Regions from separate parts of the Mus musculus genome. Here region 2 is linked to region 1. The links are chromatin loops, found by intact Hi-C in ENCODE. Cell type or tissue: heart. All regions are shown on one strand. Links, peaks and the distances in the headings refer to the core of each region. The heading gives the core; the rest is flanking DNA. Region 1 overlaps Mrc1 (mannose receptor, C type 1). Region 2 overlaps Cubn (cubilin (intrinsic factor-cobalamin receptor)).

The links. A loop is a pair of places that touch in the nucleus more often than their neighbours do. Peaks named below come from ENCODE experiments on the same cell type or tissue, not always from the same donor. Only the 100,000 strongest peaks of a DNase experiment are listed, where the experiment ranks them.
Region 2: it touches region 1 in a loop (5-fold over the local background); 9 of 42 quality-filtered maps call a loop at or near these places.

The regions. Positions count from the first base shown.
Region 1 is chr2:14,285,860-14,303,415 of GRCm38, reverse strand. It overlaps Mrc1 (mannose receptor, C type 1), which reads right to left. Exons shown (of 30, transcript NM_008625.2): 12 at 14,230-14,429; 13 at 10,770-10,897; 14 at 9,883-9,970; 15 at 8,472-8,616. Among named protein-coding and RNA genes, the nearest start is that of Mir511, 34 kb to the right of the region's middle. In heart, for the core only: a CTCF peak has its summit at 7,831 (motif pointing right); a DNase peak (open chromatin) is centred at 7,825.
Region 2 is chr2:13,286,302-13,294,301 of GRCm38, reverse strand. Cubn (cubilin (intrinsic factor-cobalamin receptor)) reads left to right here. Exons shown (of 67, transcript NM_001081084.2): 60 at 1-104; 61 at 6,595-6,757; 62 at 7,116-7,321. Gm13270 (a long non-coding RNA gene) reads right to left here. Exons shown (of 3, transcript XR_865976.2): 2 at 7,961-8,000. Among named protein-coding and RNA genes, the nearest start is that of Gm13270, 19 kb to the right of the region's middle. In heart, for the core only: a CTCF peak has its summit at 3,520 (motif pointing left); no DNase peak of the experiment used is centred there.

The DNA of each region.
Region 1 (17,556 bases), core at 4,075-12,074:
AAGATTAAGTGTACAATTCAGTGACATTAAGTACATCACACAGTATGTGCAGCCACACTATTTCCAGATCCTTCATCGACAAGCAAAGTTCCCACACCCATTAAATAATGACTCCCCATGTTCCTTCCCCCTGGATAGCTTCAGGTAACTTCTGTCCCAGTTTCTGTCTCTTGGAGTTTGGTCTATTCTAGATACTTCATATAAAGGAAGTGCCCAGTGTTTACTGTCTTAAAATGCCATACTTCATCTCCTTAACCCCTTGACATACATGTTATCGACCAAATATCTCAAATCCCATGCAAGAGGTATGAGATGTAGGTCACCCATTATAGCCAGTGATATTTCAGTTGGAAGACCTACTCCATGCACACTATCTACTGCAAGCTAACCATTCTGATCCTTCACTTCATAGTTAAGAAAGCAAGGCTCCTTCCAGTGGTACCATGATGTTGGGACACAGCAAGCCAGGATTTCACCAAGGTTATCCAAATACCCTCATGTTATACCATTCTTCCTGCTCTGTTGATGAATGCTTTCCATTTGCCATCCCCTTGGTGACACAGAATAGCTGTCCTCTAGTTTCTTGGTGAAGATCCTAATTGTTAAATCTACACTCAGAACTTCAGGTCGGAAGAATCTTCCCTGTAGATGGTGTATTCACTTTCACCAGAGGCAGTATGGCTCAATAATTAAGCAGTCAGGTTCTGGAACCAGGCTGCTTGGATTCTGCAATGTGTGGTTTGAATGAAAATGTTCCGCATAGTCTCTGGCATTTGAATGCTTGGTCCTTAATTGGTGATGCTGTTTGTGGAAGCTTAGGAGTTGTGGCTTTGCTGAAGGAAGTAAGTAACTGGAAGTGGGTTTTGAGAGTTTAAAGATGCATGCCATTTTGAGTTCTCTCTCTCTCTCTCTCTCTCTCTCTCTCTCTCTCTCTCTCTCTTTCTCTCTCTCTCTCTCCCTCTCCCCTCCCCCCCCCAACTTTTTTTTTCTTTCCATTTTTTATTAGGTATTTAGCTCATTTATATTTCCAATGCTATACCAAAAGTCCCCCATACCCACCCACCCCCACTCCCCTACCCGCCCACTCCCCCTTTTTGGCCCTGGCGCTCCCCTGTTCTGGGGCATATAAAGTTTGTATGTCCAATGGGCCTCTCTTTCCAGTGATGGCCGACTAGGCCATCTTTTGATACATATGCAGCTAGAGTCAAGAGCTCCGGGGTACTGGTTAGTTCTTAATGTTGATCCACCTATAGGGTTGCAGATCCCTTTAGCTCCTTGGGTACTTTCTCTAGCTCCTCCATTGGGAGCCCTGTGATCCATCCATTAGCTGACTGTGGGCATCCACTTCTGTGTTTGCTAGGCCCCGGCATAGTCTCACAAGAGACAACTACATCTGGGTCCTTTCGATAAAATCTTGCTAGTGTATGCAATGGTGTCAGCGTTTGGATGCTGATTATGGGATGGATCCCTGGATATGGCAGTCTCTACATGGTCCATCCTTTCGTCTCAGCTCCAAACTTTGTCTCTGTAACTCCTTCCATGGGTGTTTTGTTCCCACTTCTAAGGAGGGGCATAGTGTCCACACTTCAGTCTTCATTTTTCTTGAGTTTCATGTGTTTAGGAAATTGTATCTTATATCTTGGGTATCCTAGGTTTTGGGCTAATATCCACTTATCAGTGAGTACATATTGTGTGAGTTCCTTTGTGAATGTGTTACCTCACTCAGGATGATGCCCTCCAGGTCCATCCATTTAGCTAGGAATTTCATAAATTCATTCTTTTTAATAGCTGAGTAGTACTCCATTGTGTAGATGTACCACATTTTCTGTATCCATTCCTCTGTTGAGGGGCATCTGGGTTCTTTCCAGCTTCTGGCTATTATAAATAAGGCTGCTATGAACATAGTGGAGCATGTGTCCTTCTTACGAGTTGGGGCATCTTCTGGATATATGCCCAGGAGAGGTATTGCTGGATCCTCCGGTAGTACTATGTCCAATTTTCTGAGGAACCGCCAGACGGATTTCCAGAGTGGTTGTACAAGCCTGCAATCCCACCAACAATGGAAGAGTGTTCCTCTTTCTCCACATCCTCGCCAGCATCTGCTGTCACCTGAATTTTTGATCTTAGACATTCTGACTGGTGTGAGGTGGAATCTCAGGGTTGTTTTGATTTGCATTTCCCTGATGATTAAGGATGTTGAACATTTTTTCAGGTGCTTCTCTGCCATTCGGTATTCCTCAGGTGAGAATTCTTTGTTCAGTTCTGAGCCCCATTTTTTAATGGGGTTGTTTGATTTTCTGAAGTCCACCTTCTTGAGTTCTTTATATATGTTGGATATTAGTCCCCTATCTGATTTAGGATAGGTAAAGATCCTTTCCCAATCTGTTGGTGGTCTCTTTGTCTTATTGACGGTGTCTTTTGCCTTGCAGAAACTTTGGAGTTTCATTAGGTCCCATTTGTCAATTCTCGATCTTACAGCACAAGCCATTGCTGTTCTGTTCAGGAATTTTTCCCCTGTGCCCATATCTTCAAGGCTTTTCCCCACTTTCTCCTCTATAAGTTTCAGTGTCTCTGGTTTTATGTGAAGTTCTTTGATCCATTTAGATTTGACCTTAGTACAAGGAGATAAGTATGGATCAATTCGCATTCTTCTACATGATAACAACCAGTTGTGCCAGCACCAATTGTTGAAAATGCTGTCTTTCTTCCACTGGATGGTTTTAGCTCCCTTGTCGAAGATCAAGTGACCATAGGTGTGTGGGTTCATTTCTGGGTCTTCAATTCTATTCCAGTGGTCTACTTGTCTGTCTCTATACCAGTACCATGTAGTTTTTACCACAATTGCTCTGTAGTAAAGCTTTAGGTCAGGCATGGTGATTCCACCAGAGGTTCTTTTATCCTTGAGAAGAGTTTTTGCTATCCTAGGTTTTTTGTTATTCCAGATGAATTTGCAAATTGCTCCTTCTAATTCGTTGAAGAATTGAGTTGGAATTTTGATGGGGATTGCATTGAATCTGTAGATTGCTTTTGGCAAGATAGCCATTTTTACAATATTGATCCTGCCAATCCATGAGCATGGGAGATCTTTCCATCTTCTGAGATCTTCTTTAATTTCTTTCTTCAGAGACTTGAAGTTTTTATCATACAGATCTTTCACTTCCTTAGTTAGAGTCACGCCGAGATATTTTATATTATTTGTGACTATTGAGAAGGGTGTTGTTTCCCTAATTTCTTTCTCAGCCTGTTTATTCTTTGTGTAGAGAAAGGCCATTGACTTGTTTGAGTTAATTTTATATCCAGCTACTTCACCGAAGCTGTTTATCAGGTTTAGGAGTTCTCTGGTGGAATTTTTAGGGTCACTTATATATACTATCATATCATCTGCAAAAAGTGATATTTTGACTTCCTCTTTTCCAATTTGTATCCCCTTGATCTCCTTTTGTTGTCGAATTGCTCTGGCTAATACTTCAAGTACTATGTTGAAAAGGTAGGGAGAAAGTGGGCAGCCTTGTCTAGTCCCTGATTTTAGTGGGATTGCTTCAAGCTTCTCTCCATTTACTTTGATGTTGGCTACTGGTTTGCTGTAGATTGCTTTTATCATATTTAGGTATGGGCCTTGAATTCCTGATCTTTCCAGAACTTTTATCATGAATGGGTGTTGGATCTTGTCAAATGCTTTTTCTGCATCCAACGAGATGATCATGTGGTTTTTGTCTTTGAGTTTGTTTATATAGTGGATTACATTGATGGATTTTCGTATATTAAACCATCCCTGCATTCCTGGAATAAAACCTACTTGGTCAGGATGGATGATTGCTTTAATGTGTTCTTGGACTGGGTTAGCGAGAATTTTATTGAGGATTTTTGCATCGATATTCATAAGAGAAATTGGTTTGAAGTTCTCTATCTTTGTTGGATCTTTCTGTGGTTTAGGTATCAGAGTAATAGTGGCTTCATAAAATGAGTTGGGTAGTGTACTTTCTACTTCTATCTTGTGAAAAAGTTTGTGCAGAACTGGAATTAGATCTTCTTTGAAGGTCTGATAGAACTCTGCACTAAACCCGTCTGGTCCTGGGCTTTTTTTGGCTGGGAGAATATTTATAACTGCTTCTATTTCTTTAGGGGATATGGGACTGTTTAGAAGGTCAACTTGATCATGATTCAACTTTGGTACCTGGTATCTGTCCAGAAATTTGTCCATTTCGTCCAGGTTTTCCAGTTTTGTTGAGTATAGCCTTTTGTAGAAGGATCTGATGGTGTTTTGGATTTCTTCAGGATCTGTTGTTATGTCTCCCTTTTCAGTTCTGATTTTGTTAATTAGGGTTTTGTCTCTGTGCCCTCTAGTGAGTCTAGCTAAGTGTTTATCTATCTTGTTGATTTTCTCAAAGAACCAACTCCTCGTTTGGTTAATTCTTTGAATAGTTCTTCTTGTTTCCACTTGGTTGATTTCACCCCTGAGTTTGATTATTTCCTGCCGTCTACTCCTCTTGGGTGAATTTGCTTCCTTTTTTTCTAGAGCTTTTAGATGTGTTGTCAAGCTGCTAGTATGTGCTCTCTCCCGTTTCTTCATGGAGGCACTCAGAGCTATGAGTTTCCCTCTTAGAAATGCTTTCATTGTGTCCCAAAGGTTTGGGTACGTTGTGGCTTCATTTTCATTAAACTCTAAAAAGTCTTTAATTTCTTTCTTTATTCCTTCCTTGACCAAGGTATCATTGAGAAGAGTGTTGTTCAGTTTCCATGTGAGTGTTGGCTTTCTGTTCTTTTTTTTGTTATTGAAGATCAGCCTTAGTGCATGGTGATCTGATAGGATACATGGGACAATTTCAATATTTTTGAATCTGTTGAGGCCTGTTTTGTGACCTATTATGTGGTCAATTTTGGAGAAGGTACCATGAGGTGCTGAGAAGAAGGTATATCCTTTTGTTTTAGGATAAAATGTTCTGTAGATATCTGTCAGATCCATTTGTTTCATCACTTCTGTTAGTTTCAGTGTGTCCCTGTTTAGTTTCTGTTTCCGTGATCTGTCCATTGGTGAAAGTGGTGTGTTGAAGTCTCCCACTATTATTGTGTGAGGTGCAATGTGTGCTTTGAGCTTTACTAAAGTTTCTTTAATGAATGTGGCTGCCCTTGTATTTGGCGCATAGATATTCAGAATTGAGAGTTCCTCTTGGAGGATTTTACCTTTGATGAGAACAAAGTGCCCCTCCTTGTCTTTTTTGATGACTTTGGGTTGGAAGTCAATCTTATCAGATATTAGGATGGCTACTCCAGCTTGTTTCTTCATACCATTTGCTTGGAAAATTTTTTCCAGCCTTTTATTCTGAGGTAGTGTCTATCTCTTTCTCTGAGATGTGTCTCCTGTAAATAGCAAAATGTTGGGTCTTTTTTGTGTAGCCAGTTTGTTAGTCTATGTCTTTTTATTGGGGAGTTGAGACCATTGATGTTAAGAGATATTAAGGAAAAGTAATTGTTGCTTCCTGTTATTTTTGTTGTTAAAGTTGGCATTCTGTTCTTGTGGATGTCTTCTTTTAGGTTTGTTGAGGCATTACCTTCTTGTTTTTTCTAGGGCGTTGTTCCCATTCTTGTATTGGTTTTTTTCTGTTATTATCCTTTGAAGGGCTGGATTCGTGGAGAGATAATGTGTGAATTTGGTTTTGTCATGGAATACTTTGGTTTCTCCATCTATGGTAATTGAGAGTTTGGCTGGGTATAGTAGCCTGGGCTGGAATTTGTGTTCTCTTAGTGTCTGTAAAACATCTGTCCAGGCTCTTCTGGCTTTCATAGTCTCTGGTGAAAAATCTGGTGTAATTCTGATAGGCTTGCCTTTGTATGTTACTTGACCTTTTTCCCTTACTGCTTTTAGTATTCTATCTTTATTTAGTGCATTTGTTGTTCTGATTATTATGTGTCGGGAGGAATTTCTTTTCTGGTCCAGTCTATTTGGAGTTCTGTAGGCTTCTTGTATGTTCATAGGTATCTCTTTCTTTATATTTGGGAAGTTTTCTTCAATAATTTTGTTGAAGATGTTTGCTGGTCCTTTGAGTTGAAAATCTTCATTCTCATCCACTCCTATTATCCGTAGGTTTGGTCTTCTCATTGTGTCCTGGATTTCCTGGATATTTTGAGTTAGGATCTTTTTGCATTTTCCATTTTCTTTGATTGTTGTGCCGATGTTCTCTATGGAATCTTCTGCACCTGAGATTCTCTCTTCCATCTCTTGTATTCTGTTGCTGATGCTCGAGTCTATGGTTCTAGATTTCTTCCCTAGGGTTTCTATCTCCAGTGTTGCCTCACTTTGAGTTTTCTTTATTGTGTCTACTTCCCTTTTTAGGTCTAGTATGGTTTTGTTCATTTCCATCACCTGTTTGTATGTTTTTTCCTCTTTTTCTGTAAGGACTTCTACCTGTTTGATTGTGTTTTCCTGTTTTTCTTTAAGGACTTGTAACTCTTTAGCAGTGCTCTCCTGTATTTCTTTAAGTGATTTATGAAAGTCCTTCTTGATGTCCTCTACCATCATCATGAGATATGCTTTTAAATCTAGGTCTAGGTTTTCGGGTGTGTTGGGGTGCCCTGGACTGGGTGAAGTGGGAGTGCTGGGTTCTGATGATGGTGAGTGGTCTTGGTTCCTGTTAGTAGGATTCCTACGTTTACCTTTCGCCATCTGGTAATCTCTGGAGTTAGTAGTTATAGTTGACTCTGTTTAGAGATTGTTCTTCTGGTGATTCTGTTACCGTCTCTCAGCAGACCTGGGAGACAGATTCTCTCCTCTGAGTTTCAGTGCTCAGAGCACTCTCTGCTGGCAAGCTCTCTTACAGGGAAGGTGCGCAGATATCTTGTTTTTGGACCTCCTCCTGGTCGAAGAAGAAGGCCCAAAACAGGGCCTCTCTCAGAAGCTGTGTTGCTTTGGCAGTTCCCAGAAGCTGTCAGCTTCTGTGGTGCAGACTCTCACCTGTGCAGACTAAATTCCTAAGTTCCAGGGAGTCCTGGAACCAAGATGGTGACCGCTGCTCCTGAGGCTGAGGCCGTCTCCCGAGCCAGGCGGACACCTGTCCTCTGGTCCGGACGGTGGCCGGCTGCCTGTGGCCCGCCAAGAGTGCTGCCTCAGCGGCTCTGTGCTTCTGCCCGTCCCAGAAGCTGTCCGGTTCTCTGGCGCACCCTCTAACCTGTTCAGACTAATTTCCTAAGTTCTGCTGAGTCCCGGAACCAAGATGGCGACCGCTGCTGCTGAGGCTGAGGCTGCCTCCCAAGCCAGGCGGACACCTGTCCTCTGGTCCGGATGGTGGCCGGTTGTCTGCGGCCCGCCCAGGCTGCTGCCTCAGCAGCTCTGTGCTTCCGCCCGTCCCAGAAGCTATCCGGTTCTCTGGTGCACCCTCTAACCTGTTCAGACTAATTTCCTAGGTCCCGCGGAGTCCCGGAACCCAGATGGCGACCGCTGCTGCTGAGGCTGAGGCCGCCTCCCAAGCCAGGTGGACACCTGTCCTCTGGTCCGGATGGTGGCCGGTTGTCTGCGGCCCGCCCAGGCTGCTGCCTCAGCAGCTCTGTGCTTCCGCCCGTCCCAGAAGCTGTCCGGTTCTCTGGCGCACCCTCTGACCTGTTCAGACTAATTTCCTAAGTTCTGCTGAGTCCCGGAACCAAGATGGCGACCTGTAACATATTTTCTATCTGCCAGAGTAAAACAAAGCTACTAACAACATAAAGAGGCCACAGTGAGTCACTGGCAGGCAGCAGGAGACTGTTTTTAAATTTAAATTCAAAAGGATACTAATCCAGAATGTGGAAACATGTGCATCCAGCCAGCAGAGGGCAGTACCGGGTCTCTTAACTGCAGAATGGGGGCAGCGGCCATGATTCCCCAACAGCAGAGGGCAATGTGGTTCCATCCTCTTATTGCTATGGCGTCAATATGTTTTAATTCAAGGGTCAGCTTGTTTCCTCGGTGTCATAACCCAGCTCCTCTGACCACAATGCCTAACCTGTCTTTGCTCTAATTTCCAAGATATCATAAATAATATCATGTGAGTCCCACAACACCACGGCCTTCCCTATACTGCTGGTTCTGTGTTATGGATATTAAAATATCAGGTTGAAGGGAGCTTGTACCTGTTTCAGGGATAAAATAGAAGGTCAGAGGGTGAAAGTTCCAGAAAGCAAAACTGCATTGCCTTTCTACAGCACTAAAGGGCAGGTCTCCCATTAGCCCCTGCAGCTGCAGTGGATGGCCAGAGTCCCGGCTGCTGATGGGAATGTTTTTAAGGACGTGACTCTAATCCAGGATTCTTGGTGGCCTTTTGATCTTCTGTTCCTTTGGAACACTTATCTGTTTCCAACGTCCCCATTCTTATCCTGTGAAATAAGGGCCCCACAGTTCCCTGATGCTGGTATTTTTGTTTGTTTGTGCCAATGGAGGAAACAAATTGGGGTATCAGAAGGCTAGCTCTGTAATGTAAGAAAAAGAGGGGACAGATTTGTACCTTTTTGTATCTGACAAATCCAGTTGTTGAGGTGTTCACAGTTGATATCATTCCAGGACATGCCAGGGTCACCTTTCAGCTCACCACAATATTCAACATTTTGGTAATTATTTGGTTCACCGTAAGCCCAATTTTCATAGGAAACCTATGGTGGAAACATCACACTTGATCTGAACCACAACACCAGGTTGCTATGCTGTGCTAGAAACACCACATTAGGCTGCAGATATACCACGTATACCACATTAGGCTGCAGATATACCACGTATACCACATTAGGCTGCAGATATACCACGAACACCACATTAGGCTGCAGATATTAACCACGTATACCACACCAGTGCAAATTCAAATTGGGAAAGGAAAAAGAGGGGCTGTTTGGATTCTTCATTCATTTGCTTTTTACTTTTAGCTATGGAAGCACATTTTATGGACATGGGTGAGAAAGAAACAGCTTTTATTACATGGAAACTTTTAAGCAGACTAGAGTAGGGAATTGGTTTTTATAACATTTCCTTTATTCCCATTAAATAGAATGAATCCAGGGCCACAAGCAATGGGATTTATATGTAGGAAAAAGTTAGCAAGAAACTTCCATATCTCAGTCGGTAGTCGCAATTTCCTAAATTTACAGCCTGTTCTTAAGGGATGATATTTCAGTAAGTTGTTGGAAGCTTTTCATCTATTACACAGGCTACAGAAAAATAATTAGAGAAGAAAAAGTCTTATAAAATGTGACTAACTGAACGACCAGCCTTTGCCAAAATGAACAATGGAAACAACTTGGGAATGTGGGTAGTTTTCAGTGATCAGAGTCTGAAGGGGTCTGGATTAAGAATTATGATCAGTTTTCCATAAACATGAAATCCAGACACCGATGCAGCCACCAAAGAAACCATGTCACTTAAACAAGTACCTTGGAAGATGCCTGTGGGTTCCAAGAGAAAATAGTGTTAATATCATAAAACATCCTTTCCCAGGATGACCAGGACTGCTAAATGTTGCTAGCAAAAGCCAGAGCTTCCCATTTCTCAAATTTGGAGAAGTCCATCTGACTCTAATGGCTACCAAAGTTGTGTCCAGTTTCACTGAACTAAAGGCACCTGCAAAAGAGCTTTGAAGATATTTAATCATCTACATGCTGGCTTTGTGTAGAATTGAGTCATTTGGTATAAACTGGGAGGCATGGTTTTTCATTCCTTAGGTTATTCTCATCCACAACTATGCTTAAAGTATGTGGAGGCCAGGGCTGGACAGTGTATACTAAACTTGTATTTATCTTACATAAAAATGTCTCCAACTGTCTTAATGACATATCTTGATAAAACACCAATAAGTCCAAATAATAATGCCAAAATAAATACACTACAGGGTAAAAAAGAGAGAGAGAGAGAGATTTAAAACTACTTACGGGAGAACCATCACTCCAGGTGAACCCCTCTGAAGGACTTCCATAGGTCAGTCCCAACCAAAACAGCTCATGGTAGCTTCCACTGCTCCTGCAACATAAAAAGAAAGAAGATACCTCATCCTGGAAGGTTTTCAGTCTTTCAAAGGACCATCAAGAGTTGATAGATCCCTCTGAAACACACATTAGATAATACACAAGCAAAGAGAATAACAATTAAATGTGTCCTACAAAATTTGCCTCTGATGGTTAATATTGATTTTACACTTGATGGGCTGTAGAATCATCTAGCAAACAAGTCTCTGGACACATCTCTGAAAAGTTATCTAGATTATGTTAGTCTTGACGAACACCTGTGAGGAATTATCTCGATTAGATTGAAGTGGGAATACCCACTCTAAAAGTAGGTGGCACCATTCCTTGGACTTGTGTCCAATACTAGCTAGCTAAGTACCCCTCTAATTTCCTGTTTCCTAATGCCAATCCAACTTTCATATTGCCAATGTAATGTAACCAGTGGGTCTTCTACTCCTATTACCATGCTCTCCCTGCCATAACAGATATGAACAACCTCTCGAGCTATAAGCCACAATAAACTCTGTCACCTTTAAGTCATAGAGAAAAGTGACTTAGAAAATGTGAATTTGTATACCACTTATCAATATTCTGAACCCTGGAGCACTACTGGGGAGGGGAGAGGATCTTAATAAGGCATCTAAAGACATTCACTCATTCAAAGGTGTGTTGGGGGTCTTGTACACTTATAAAGTGATTGGTTGTAAGATTTATAATATTAAAGGATTGTGAACTGAAACGTAATCAATATTTTCTCAGCATTATAGGAGCCATGGGGGTAACACACAGCAGCCCTGGGCGGAAGAGAGACTTACGTAATCAGCCTCCAAATCACTTGCTGTTCATCTTTACTCTTGATGCTCGCCAGCTCTCCACCTATAGCTTTGCAAAAATCTCGAGATTCAAACCACGTTTTCTTTTCATGCTTTCCTTTTGCATACAGCTAAAAACGGGGAGATTGGAAATTATGTTACATTTGGTAGCTGATTGGATCAAAACAAAGAAGTCATCTACTTTCAATGAGATATCATTTATAGACAAAGCAAGCAGTGCCATGTTCCTAACCAATGCAGGTCTCTTGATTGAAAATCAATTTCTGGGTAACTTTTGGATAACTAAACAAGGGGCGGGAGGTGATTTCATTGAGAAAGCCTTACAAAATAAAAGCAATTTAAAGCCTAGGAGAAGTTAGATTAAAATATTGGAAGCTGAAGACATGTGGACTGTGTATACAGATCATTGTGAAAGAGAGAAAGAGTAATTTGGTTAAGTATTAAAAATTGTATTGGGACACACACACACACACAAAACAAAGTTTTGAAACAGAGAAAATAAACATGAATTAGCAAAAGGCTGTTACCTTTGTCATCCTGTTCAGTTTAAATAATGAATAGCCTGGCAAACTTTCAACCATGTTGGTGGTGTCCTTCAAAAACTGTTGACTCTTTTCTTTAAGTCTGCATATCTTAAAAACTACTAGAACATACACCACAGCAGACTTTCATCTGACAGAAGTGGGTTAATGTTAAATTAAGACTAACAGACTGTGTAAGGAAGTACTAGGTCCTATCATCCTGAGAACTGCAAATAGGATGCACAGTTGGTGTAGGGCATGCTTAATGGCACAAGAGCTAGCTAACTCTAGGGGGTAAGGGAAAGGGTCCATGGTCAAAATGTCAAGTGGCTCAAGTGTTATAGTGAGAAAGGATTCAAGGAAAAAGGAATGTTAGGGAAACAAAGAAGTTTGCAACAGAATGCAAGATGCCAAACTGAACAGGCAAGAGAAGGGACAGGTCCCTGAGCAGCTCACTGGTCTGCTGAAGCTCATGAGGAACACAAGGGAGCCTCCACTCTCCTTCCATACATCTTCTAATGCACCTAACTAGAACAAATAAACGTATCTGCTAAGAAGGCCTACCCATTCCAGGAAGGATAGCCTAGACCACTAAAGTGAACTACAACCAATGCAACTGATGAGGAACAAGAAGCATTGGATTATTTATTGACCCTGTGCAAGTACAGAGGAAGAGATGGACCAGTGACTGACAGCTAGCAGAAACTCACAGTCTAACTAATAAAGATGAAGTCTGTAGGGAATAAAGAGAGGTTCCACCTATCACTAAATGGGTAAGCTACACAGGAACAGGGCATGACTATTTCATTGGTTGGGCCAGAAGAATATGCACAACTAGTTGTACCAACTAGTTGGTCAACCAATGAAATTACCTTAGTCTTTGTCCAGTGTCTACCATAGAATTAAACAGGACAAAGAAGATCAGCAGTCTTTCCTCTTTGGAAAATTCCTTGTACTCTTGGGAGTTACTCTTGCTTTGCCTTTATTATTATTGTCATTATTATTATTTTTATTTTCTTTCAATTTGACAGTTTTTTCTATAATTCTCTTTCAGAAACTACGTTTCTGCTTTGCTTAATCTGACTAACAGCTTCATCTTTAACCTTTGTTGGCACTCAGGCAATGAAACTGGGAGTTATTCTCTCAGGTTTATTTTTGGTGACTGTTTTTGGGCCAAGGATACCTAGGTCAAGAAAGATATCATTTCTGTTTTTTAAAAAAGAAAAAAAGAATCACACCAATACCACTAAACAAGCAGAACCAGAGGTCACTAGAACCACCAAGTTTTTAAAGTTTTCTCCATTATTGTTCATGTGTCATAGTGTCATGGCTCTTATCACCATACCCTTGAAGAAAAGGAATTAGCTTCCTGTGGGTTGTGGCTGCCTAGGTGGTTAACACCAATACCTTGACCTGGACTTGGCTTGAGCACCACAAGTAAGTGTGTCTCAAGAGCATTTCCCTCAATCCTATCTCAGCTTCCTGTATCCTGATATTGAATTTGTTTCCTTAACTTACCTACCCACCAAATGTAATCAATTTCCACATCTTAGAATTTATAAGGATAGTTTTTATATATGTAACACATACTACTCCAAATACTTCCTAAACCACATAATTCATACTGAGGCATATAACTGGATCGGTTGAACACCTGGATTTTGGAGTGACTGGAATTCTAGTTCACAGCATAGCTACAGACAATTCTATTGTGCTTAGTCTCTACAGCCTACTTTACCTTCAGGTATTTGTACCGTGATAGGTGTGGCATTTGAATGGTGATGTATAATATCCAGAATCTATTTTATAAATCCTCTCTTGCCCTGCCCCATATAGTCCCTTTCATGAGAATTATGTTTAGCTCTTAATAGTCAAAGAAGATTAAACAACTCATGGATCCCCACGTCTACAAATAGGAGTTCCAGCTCAACTAGACATTCCCTTCTCCAGTTAGAGACCAGACAGAATTTTCTCAAAGATTTTCTTTTCTTTATTTAGCACTGGGGATGGACCCAGTGTCTCCCACTTGCTATGCAAACACTCTACCCTGTGCTACATTCCTAGGCTTTGATTGAATTCTTCAAGCATCTCACCAAACTGTCTTCTGGAGCATGTCAGGATCCTGTATCTTTGAAAGGAATTGGACAAGAGAGGTCCTGAGCATATGAATTTATCATTAAGTACTAGATACATTTCTGTGTTAGCATAAATCTAAATTTTTCTGTGAAGTTTATGGCAATATGGGGGCGGGGGGACCAAATCCTTATTACATTGGAGTTGTGATGTTCTGTTTGTTTGATTGGTTCTGGTTTTGTTTGTTCCTATTTGTGTTTGACTCGTTGATTATTTTGGTGGTTGCATAGCAGAAAATAGAGGGTTCAGTCTAAGAATATGTAAAAATAATGACAGAACAATGAATCCTTATTTAAAGGAATTGAGGAGCAACACTTTCACCATCCATCATTATAATCATTAGGTGATAAGTTAGAGAAACACAACATGAACTATGTAATACTGACACAATATAATTGTAGACCAGTTTCTCAATTAAGTTAGCTAAAGCTCGGGCTTGAAGGCAAGGGCAAAAGAAAATGCCAGAGGTTAAAGTAAGGAAGAACAGATGTTTTCTTAAAACAAGCATTACAAGCTCAATACAGGGCTAGGAAGTCACAGAGGAGAAACAAAGATGGAATGATTACAACAAAGCAGATGAGGCAAGAGGTCTGAGAGTCCTGTCTGGGCTGTTGTCTGTGTTTGTGGGTCTCCATTAATGAGTCATTTATCTCTATGCAAAGTGTTATCAATAAAATCACATTAAAATGTCTACAGCTGGAAATGAAGCTGGAAGTTGCATCTTCTGTAGTTTGGCTTTAGTTCTTGGATGTTTCAGGTTCTTTATTAATTTGGCGAGTGATCCTTACTTTGAAACACATGCTGGTTTTACTGGTGGTACCCCAGTTTTCTGGACATTTGGGTTCAGGAGTTGTTGTGGGCTCTGGTGGGCGAGTCACTCCTTCTGCCCAATGTTTGCACACAAATTTTGCCTTTTCTTCACAACTCAAAACATCCCATAAGCCACCTGCCACTCCGGTTTTCATGGCAACACATCCCGCCTTTCGTCCTGCATTAAACATAAAGTAGAATTCAATCCATGGGTTGCTTACTGAATATCTACCATGCTCAAAAAAGGCAATCAAAGTGGTGAAACAGTGCGCTCATCCCCTGCATGTAAGAATGAAATGTAGCGGGTCGCCATCTTGGTCCGGGACCCGCCGAACTTAGGAAATTAGTCTGAACAGGTGAGAGGGTGCTCCAGAGAACCTGACAGCCTCTGGAACAGGCAGAAGCACAGAGGGGCTGAGGCAGCACCCTGTGTGGGCCTGGGACAGCCGGCCACCTTCCGGACCGGAGGACAGGTGCCCGCCCGGCTGGGGAGGCGACCTAAGCCACAGCAGCAGCGGTCGCCATCTTGGTCCGGGACCCGCCGAACTTAGGAAATAAGTCTGAACAGGTGAGAGGGTGCGCCAGAGAACCTGACAGCTTCTGGAACAGGCGGAAGCACAGAGGCGCTGAGGCAGCACCCTGCGTGGGCCGGGGACAGCCGGCCACCTTCCGGACCAGAGGACAGGTGCCCACCCGGCTGGGGAGGCGGCCTAAGCCACAGCAGCAGCGGTCGCCATCTTGGTCCGGGACCCGCCGAACTTAGGAAATTAGTCTGAACAGGTGAGAGGGTGCGCCAGAGAACCTGACAGCTTCTGGAACAGGCAGAAGCACAGAGGCGCTGAGGCAGCACCCTGTGTGGGCCGGGGACAGCCGGCCACCTTCCGGACCAGAGGACAGGTGCCCGCCCGGCTGGGGAGGCGACCTAAGCCACAGCAGCAGCGGTCGCCATCTTGGTCCCGGGACTCCAAGGAACTTAGGAATTTAGTCTGCTTAGGTGAGAGTCTGTACCACCTGGGAACTGCCAAAGCAACACAGTGTCTGAGAAAGGTCCTGTTTTGGGCCTTCTTCTTCGGCCAGGAGGAGGTCCAAATACAAGATATCTGCGCACCTTCCCTGTAAGAGAGCTTGCCAGCAGAGAGTGCTCTGAGCACTGAAACTCAGAGGAGAGAATCTGTCTCCCAGGTCTGCTGATAGACGGTAACAGAATCACCAGAAGAACAATCTCTAAACAGAGTCAACTATAACTACTAACTCCAGAGATTACCAGATGGCGAAAGGTAAACGGAGGAATCTTACTAACAGGAACCAAGACCACTCACCATCACCAGAACCCAGCACACCCACTTCGCCCAGTCCAGGGAACCCCAACACACCTGAGAACCTAGACCTAGATTTAAAAGCATATCTCATGATGATGGTAGAGGACATCAAGAAGGACTTTAATAAATCACTTAAAGAAATACAGGAAAACACTGCTAAAGAGTTACAAGTCCTTAAAGAAAAACAGGAAAACACAATCAAACAGGTAGAAGTCCTTACAGAAAAAGAGGAAAAAACATACAAACAGGTGATGGAAATGAACAAAACCATACTAGACCTAAAAAGGGAAGTAGACACAATAAAGAAAACTCAAAGCGAGGCAACACTAGAGATAGAAACCCTAGGAAAGAAATCTGGAACCATAGATTTGAGCATCAGCAACAGAATACAAGAGATGGAAGAGAGAATCTCAGGTGCAGAAGATTCCATAGAGAACATCAGCACAACAATCAAAGAAAATGGAAAATGCAAAAAGATCCTAACTCAAAATATCCAGGAAATCCAGGACACAATAAGAAGACCAAACGTACGGATAATAGGAGTGGATGAGAATGAAGATTTTCAACTCAAAGGTCCAGCAAACATCTTCAACAAAATTATTGAAGAAAACTTCCCAAATCTAAAGAATGAGATGCATATGAACATACAAGAAGCCTACAGAACTCCAAATAGACTGGACCAGAAAAGAAATTCCTCCCGACACATAATAATCAGAACATCAAATGCACTAAATAAAGATAGAATACTAAAAGCAGTAAGGGAAAAAGGTCAAGTAACATATAAAGGCAAGCCTATCAGAATTACACCAGATTTTTCACCAGAGACTATGAAAGCCAGAAGAGCCTGGACAGATGTTATACAGACACTAAGAGAACACAAACTGCAGCCCAGGCTACTATACCCAGCCAAACTCTCAATTATCATAGAGGGAGAAACCAAAGTATTCCACGACAAAACCAAATTCACGCATTATCTCTCCACGAATCCAGCCCTTCAAAGGATAATAACAGAAAAAAACCAATACAAGAACGGGAACAACGCCCTAGAAAAAACAAGAAGGTAATCCCTCAACAAACCTAAAAGAAGACAGCCACAAGAACAGAATGCCACCTTTAACAACTAAAATAACAGGAAGCAACAATTACTTTTCCTTAATATCTCTTAACATCAATGGTCTCAACTCGCCAATAAAAAGACATAGACTAACAAACTGGCTACACAAACAAGACCCAACATTTTGCTGCTTACAGGAAACTCATCTCAGAGAAAAAGATAGACACTACCTCAGAATGAAAGGCTGGAAAACAATTTTCCAAGCAAATGGTATGAAGAAACAAGCAGGAGTAGCCATCCTAATATCTGATAAGATTGACTTCCAACCCAAAGTCATCAAAAAAGACAAGGAGGGACACTTCATTCTCATCAAAGGTAAAATCCTCCAAGAGGAACTCTCAATTCTGAATATCTATGCTCCAAATACAAGAGCAGCCACATTCACTAAAGAAACTTTAGTAAAGCTCAAAGCACACATTGCGCCTCACACAATAATAGTGGGAGACTTCAACACACCACTTTCACCAATGGACAGATCATGGAAACAGAAACTAAACAGGGACACACTGAAACTAACAGAAGTGATGAAACAAATGGATCTGACAGATATCTACAGAACATTTTTCCCTAAAACAAAAGGATATACCTTCTTCTCAGCACCTCATGGTACCTTCTCCAAAATTGACCACATAATAGGTCACAAATCAGGCCTCAACAGATTCAAAAATATTGAAATTGTCCCATGTATCCTATCAGATCACCATGCACTAAGGCTGATCTTCAATAACAAAATAAATAACAGAAAGCCAACATTCACATGGAAACTGAACAACACTCTTCTCAATGATACCTTGGTCAAGGAAGGAATAAAGAAAGAAATTAAAGACTTTTTAGAGTTTAATGAAAATGAAGCCACAACGTACCCAAACCTT
Region 2 (8,000 bases), core at 1-8,000, 1.0 Mb after region 1:
GGTACATAATTGCCCCTGAAAACAAACTTGTTAAGCTCACCTTCAATGCATTTACTCTGGAGGAACCATCGTCGCCAGGAAAATGCACCTTTGATTACGTGCAGGTAAGACTGCTACACCTTAACAGTCTACTCTAACGAATGGGATTTTAGCTTACTATCTACAAGCCTTGAAAATGAGAACACTATTGCTTACAGTGGCTTCAATATATATTGTAGTTGCTAGCCTCCTGTTCAAGTTCATCTCTGATATCATCATTCAAACATCTCAAGTGACTTCTAACATTAGCTTCAAGATTCAGTTCTGTCTTGCTAAGTGCCTTGTTATGAAGCGATCCATGGGAAGATTAGTCGGACAGAGTGAGGTTGTCAGAGGACTTTCACAATTCCTAATGTAAATGGTATCTGAAGTGCAAAAATACACTGTAATTGGTCTGTCCCTTTTATTTACGTAGATAGCATCCAAAGCTTCCTAAAAATTCCAAAGAAACATTTTTTTAAGACAGTGTGAAGCTAGACGGCCAAACTCCCATCGACGTCTAGGAAGGGTGCCAAGGACAGGATGCACCGGGAGGACCAAAGATGAAGGGACGAAAATGGATGACTGAGAAAAGCTTGTGACATCCAGGAACAGTGTGGTGCATGGAAGTCAGGGGAAGATGCCTTTCCAAATGATGTGTGGGTAGCCAGTGGTGTTAAGCTGTAGGTCACAGACAAAGAAAAGCTGAGATGAAGAAAGCCATTCCATTGGGTGACAACCATCTTAATAAGACATGGGGCTAGAAGCCAGCCATTGTGAGGGAGTTCATGAGGGGCTAGAGGTGACAAAATGTGGGACAAAAGTGTTAATTCAAGTTCAGTCCTTCTCTAAAATGAGACCAAGTAGCCAGAACTACTTAAGAGGTTATTTAAAACCAGCTTCTCTGGGTTCCTGAAAAGTAGTAAGATTTGAAGGCAGATAGTAAGTAGTCCCACAGCCAGAAAGCACAGAGGGATCAGTTCTGACACTCAGCTCATATTTTCCTTTTTATTCAGTCTAGAGTCCCAAATCATGAATTGGTACTGCCCACATTTAGGGTGGGTTCTTTCAAATTCAGTTAACCCAATCTCGGCACTTTCTCACAGGCATGCCCAGAAGTTGGTCCCTTGGTGATTCTAGATCATGTTGAGGTGATATCAGTATTTACTACCCCCCTTTTAAATTGTTAAATGTTGTGGTAAAATGACATTCTATAGAAGCTAATGACACAGCTCTATAAGTAGTGTGTAAGACAGATTATACCAGTTCCATTGCTGAGTTATGCCTACTCCCTTCACTGCTGTCTTTGAGAGTGTTTACTAGGGGACCAAGGGGGGACATCTGCTGTAGATTAATGAACTGTGGCTGATCAATGACTGTTGAAACCATCGTCACATCTGTCCTATGGAGTTGTTTGGTAGCCATGGTACATAATATGGGAGATGTGGCAGTGAACGTTCCCCAAGGAGATGTAATTCATTGGGATTGGGGGGGGGGGGAGACTGGCCTGTAAACAGATACATTATACAACATGAAAACAGAAGTTAGATACCCTTGACGTAGAAAAGGAGATCAGAACAGAGTATGTCGGGCTTCTTAGATGTGAGCATGCCATGGCACTTAACAGCATCATGAAAGCTCACACATATTGTTGCCTCCATAAAATGGAGAACAGTATCAACAAGGCATATCCACAAGAAAGACATGACCAAAAATAAGGGGAAAGGACAGTGCTGTGTACTACCTAATCTCCAACTCTTGGTTAGTTCAGTCATCCTTGTGTTGAGCAACAGTAAGGTGGTTGAGGGCATCAAAAGTGTGGTCCTCCTGCTTCCTCTACCTGGAAACATGACACTGGTGGAAGTTTCCCAAGGTTTCTTCCTCAACTTGGTGCTCTTGGTTTTGGCAGATATATTTTAAAGTTTCCAGTCCCATCTGAAGAGAAAATTCCCTGTACTTACTATCCTATGGGATTCAGAAATGTGACTTCTAAACACTAAATGCTTCAAATTATTGTTGTAAGGCCAATTATAAACTCCTGAACATCAAACTTGCATAAAAACATTCCCTAGAGCTTTCTGGGAGCCCTTGTAATAACTCACTGGGCTTAACCCTTCTGCATATTATCAGGCACTGGGGAAGGGTGTGTGCCTCTTTAGGGACAACATCAGCAGACCCTAGGTGCATTGGTTAGGAGATAGCACTGCCACTAAGCATTCATGTACTTAGTTATTCATTAAATAAGTGTGAATTTCAGTCTACCTCATTATAGATATTAGCTCAAACATTTAAAAATGCATAAAGAGTAAATAATTATTACTGTGATACTTTGAATCTTACATGACCCACCAAAGCACAGCCGTTAAGAAGACATGGTTGGTAGCATGGGAGTCAGTTAGGAAGGTAGGTTACTGAGGACACTGCCGTTTGAAAGATACCTGAGTCCCAACCACTCTTTTCTATCTGCATCAGTGCTTCTGTGAAGTATATAACCCCCACCCCCTGTGTGTCCTTCTGTCATGACCTTAACACAGTCCTAGAACAACAAAGCTCTATAACTGTGTTGCTATAGAGATTAGTCGTGCAAAGACTGAGTCCTAGAGACAAAGTATATCTTGAGTTGACTATTATAGGCATTTTGTCACAGTGACACCAAGAAACAAGGCTTCTAGAAGGCAAGGTGTGCCTGAGTTAGTGTTCAGACACTAACTCACCACAGACATGCAGTCCCTGCTCCAGTGTTGTTCAGGGTCTACCCACAGCAAGAGATTTGGTGTTGGCAAGGAACAGAACAGAGAAATAATTTCAGGTTTGATCATACAGGAGGCTAGTAGTCATGCAGTTTGTAACTATATATTCCAATCAGTTACGCTAACTCTTACTTTAATGTGGTTGGATGAATATAGTACCAGCACAGGGCCACCTTCTACCCAGCCCTAGCTTGTCCTTGTCCTGCCCCTCACATCTACCAGTCTCTAACTGACGTTGGTCTTGTAAAGTAAGACCCAGGCTCCTCGGCATGAACTGGGTGGTCTTCCCCGACTCTCTCTCTCTTTTATAGTATGAATCTCCTTGATATTATTTGACAGAATTACCTTTTCTTTTCTTTGGTTTCTTTTTTATATTTTTCCATGCATATTTGTAGATATATCTGTAAACAGCAACACACACACAGACACACACACACACACACACACGCACATGCGCGCACATACGTTTATATTTAGCTCTTTCTTCTCACTATTTTATGAGCACCTTGAAGGTACATAAATGCTCTTATGTCTCTCCATATACACACTACCCAACACAAGCCAGGTACATGATACAAGTGAAAGCTTGTATAGACCACAGTGGTTGTAATGAAACCTCACTTAGCAGAAAAAGTATGTTGTCTTTAACTTGGCAACTCTTCTCTATAAAGTGAGGGTGTTTGACTACAGAACTTCACTTTTCTGTGCTCCTCGTGAATTCATATAGAAGAGACAGCACCATCTAGTGGTCAGTTTTGTTTCATTTTTTAATTTTGAAATTTATCATGTTCATTTTATAACATCAGTGGCCACACTACTCTGAGATTTCTGATCTAATGTGGTTCTGTTATGAACTCATATTCAGGGCTACAGAAACACAGAAAATCATTATTAAAGTACAATAAAAATTAACAACATAGACATAAAAATGAAAACATACTATATTAATTTATTTATTTATTTATTTATTTTTTAGTAAAGTGTTTGAGGGATATACAAATCCTCACTATTTCTTTGGGTGTTTGTAAAAATCTGTGAAAGCCATCAGTAGTTCTGGATGCTAGAGACACTTCTGAGCATAACTCCGTTTCTCTTCCTGTGAAACTCACACTTGTGCAGAGGGGGCGCCCAATCAAAGTAAATAAGCATTACATTGATTGAGTTTCATCACAGTAAAATAAAACAAGATGGTATTGGAGGAGGGCCCCACTGTGTGGGATTAGACTCTCAGGGGAGGTGACATTTGAGTAAAAGGTCTATGACTAGGGATTATCAGTCCTTCAAGAAAGACTATGTCTCCAAGGGAGGAGACTGTCAGAGGCAGCAAGCACTGGGAAGGGAGAGAAGCAACAGCATTGACCAGGGCTTGCAAGTTCTGCATTGGGTACAAGGTATAGTTTTGTAGGAAGAATAGACACATACTCTAGGTCATCAAACACCTGGGCACTACGGTGCAGAACTCTGTGAGTGCTCTGTGCAATTGATCTGTGAGCCATGTTCTGAAGAAACTGTGTCACATGGCATTGATACAATATATTTCGAAAGTGGAACAAAGTGGGGATGCTTATCATGGGAATGGGAGAGTTGAGTATGACTGGAATTTAGACTTGAGCTGTTTATTGAGATAGAGTAGACTCAGGGAGAATATTTTAGGGAAGGGTGATGCTGTGGTGTGTACATATCACTCAAGTACCTGTGGTAGAAATGTAAACCTTATATCCATATGCTAAAGGTATGGGGGGCTTTGAGGTATAACTGGGGTTAGATGAAGTCATGAGAGTGGGGTTCCTATCATGGGGTGAATAGTATCACCCCAGGAGAGGAAGAGATTGCCGAGCTGGCATGCTCCTGATGATCTTCTTAGGATGCTCATATGTTAGAAGGCAAGAAGGCCCTCATCAAAGTCTGCCCCTTGAATTCTGAATGTTCCTCAATCCTCAGAAATATCACAATTAACTTACTTGTGTATAAATGACATGGTCTATGGTACTCTGGTACAGCAACATAAAACAAACCAAGGCATGTGGGTCATAGGGAAGGGTCAAAGCACTTACCAAGAAGCGAGTAAGCATGGTTTATGCATTACACACTCTTAAGGTCTGGGGCGATATGGCGGAACAGAATAAAATTCTGTGCTTCTGTGGAATGTTGTATTCATTTTAGAAGGAAAGGCAATAGAATTGGCAAGTTAAATGTGTAACATGTTGACAGTAATACTTGTCCTGAGGAAAGGAGTCAGGGGATGTGGGCAGTGTTCACTTTAGGGAAGGCATTGCTGGTGGATGATAGAGGAAGAGAGACCTCAACAGACTCCATGAATACCAGCAAGGGTGGTCTGGGCAAAGGAAGGCAGATGCAATAGCTGGGAAGCTAGACTGAGCTGGGGATGTTCAAGAATCTCAATCAAGCAGAGCAGACCCCTGAGGTCTGTGTGGGAGGAAAAGCCATTCCATTAGGTCTGGATCACTGTTGTAATGGATGTAGCCTTTGTGTTAAGAGGGTAGGAAGCAGTTAGGCAGCTCCTGGTCTGACTTTATCTTTTTTTTTTTTTTTCCATTTTTTATTAGGTATTTAACTCATTTACATTTCCAATGCTATACCAAAAGTCCCCCATATCCACCCACCCCCACTCCCCTGCCCACCCACTCCCCCTTTTTGGCCCTGGAATTCCCCTGTACTGGGGCATATAAAGTTTGCAAGTCCAATGGGCCTCTCTTTCCAGTGATGGCCGACTAGGCCATCTTCTGATACATATGCAGCTAGAGTCAAGAGCTCCGGGGTACTGGTTAGCTCATAATGTTGTTCCACCTATAGGGTTGCAGATCCCTTTAGCTCCTTGGCTACTTTCTCTAGCTCCTCCATTGGGAGCCCTATGATCCATCCATTAGCTGACTGTGAGCATCCACTTCTGTGTTTGCTGGGCCCCGGCATAGTCTCACAAGAGACAGCTACATCTGCGTCCTTTCAATAAAATCTTGCTAGTGTATGCAATGGTGTCAGCGTTTGGATGCTGATTATGGGGTGGATCCCTGGCTATGGCAGTCTCTACATGGTCCATCCTTTCATCTCAGCTCCAAACTCCGTCTCTGTAACTCCTTCCATGGGTGTTTTGTTCCCAAATCTAAGGAGGGGCATAGTGTCCACACTTCAGTCTTCATTCTCCTTGAGTTTCATGTGTTTAGCAAATTATATCTTATATCTTGGGTATCCTAGGTTTGGGGCTAATATCCACTTATCAGTGAATACATATTGTGTGAGTTTCTTTGTGAATGTGTTACCTCACTCAGGATGATGCCCTCCAGGTCCATCCATTTGGCTAGGAATTTCATAAATTCATTCTTTTTAATAGCTGAGTAGTACTCCATTGTGTAGATGTACCACATTTTCTGTATCCATTCCTCTGTTGCTGACTTTATCTTAATAGCAACCTGTTAGAGGTGGGAAGGTTGGTTCTAGCCAGGAAGCTTTAAAAAAAAAAAAACCAAAACAACAACAACAACAAAAAAAAACCGTGGTGATAATTCAGGCAGCAGAGAGAATAGCAATGGGTTTAATGACTTTGAGGCCAGGGGGCTTTTGTTGTTGTTGTTGTTTATTTCAATTATATATTACTTTTCCTAACAGAAAAATATATGATGGGCATCACTGAAAGTCATTATAGCATTATCAATATAAATTAAGACTGCCTATAAGAACACCCACATATAGATCCGTAATCCATGGTCTGTCTATCACCATAGATATATGGTGAACTCATAGGTAAGTTAGTGCAAAATAGCAATTCCCTTATTAATAATTAACTACTATAAACTACTTTTTCTTCCAGATAGCAGATGGTGCAAGCATAAACTCATATTTAGGCGGAAGATTTTGTGGTTCCAGTAGGCCTGCCCCTTTTATTTCTTCTGGCAACTTTCTTACAGTTCAATTTGTCTCTGACATAAGTATTCAAATGAGAGGATTTAATGCAACATATACCTTTGTGGACAGTAAGTATTCTGACAGATTATGAAATACATATGTCCTTATGCACAGACAAGAATGCATGCATATTACATGTAAATTAATTACAGTTTTAGCGGATTATTAAACACAAGAGCTAGATTGCCTGCCCTCAGTTTCCCTTTCTTTGACAACGTCTCACTAAGTTGCCAGGCTGGCCTTGAATTTTATCCTTCAGCCTCAAGCTTGCATGAAGGTAGGATTGCAGCCCTGTGTCACCACGACATTTACTAAATCCTTAAAAGAATATTAACATGTTTCCTAGGCCAGAGAAAGATGTTAAAGACAGTATGTATAATTAGAGATGATTAAAACATCTACATTATTTTCTTTCTCCCTCTTCAGTGCCTTGTGGGGGAACATATAATGCAACTTCGATGCCTCAAAACACATCATCACCTCAGTTGTCAAACATCAGACGGCCATTTTCCACCTGTACTTGGGTCATTGAAGCTCCCCCACACCAGCAGGTCCAGATAACTGTGTGGAAACTGCAGCTGCCCTCACAAGACTGCTCAAGGAGCTCCTTAGAACTTCAGGATTCAGAACAGGTAAAGATGCCAGGATGGTGGCCGTCGTATTTGCAGACACTGCAAGTAATGAAGCCATGCCTAAATAAAGTCCTGTTACTTCTAGAATTGTTTTTTCAGTAGGAGACAAAACCTCCCTTGCTGACATACTAACCCATTTAAATGTAGTCCTGTCGCAAGATGCTTTCAAACAGTCCTATAGCTAAGAATCATCTGGGGGTCTTGTTAAAAATGCACATTCCTGAAAATGTCAAACTTTGTGGAGCTCTTTCATTTACTATTGTGCATTTAATGGGTATGTAATGTGTCACAATGGACACATGCCATATGAGCATAGAGATATTGATAGGAGAACAACCATCTGTCTCCCAGCATGAATAGAATATATGTAGTAGCCCCAACTTTATGTAGACTGTCTGAATGTGATAAAACTTTGAAATTAATTGGTTTAACAACTTTATTTGGGACTTCCACAAACTCACACTGCAAAGAAAAAAAAATCCTATGACTATTATTATTGTGAAAATTCTTCTCTTTGTCCTGGTTCACTTTATAAATGTGGCCTGACTGACATGATAGGAAGATTTACGAATATAATCATATTCTGATCGCTTTATAGAAAGGATGCTAGAAGTGTGAGCCATGTAATAAATCACTTACCATCAGAGGTATCTTCAAAGATGCAAAATAACCCATAATG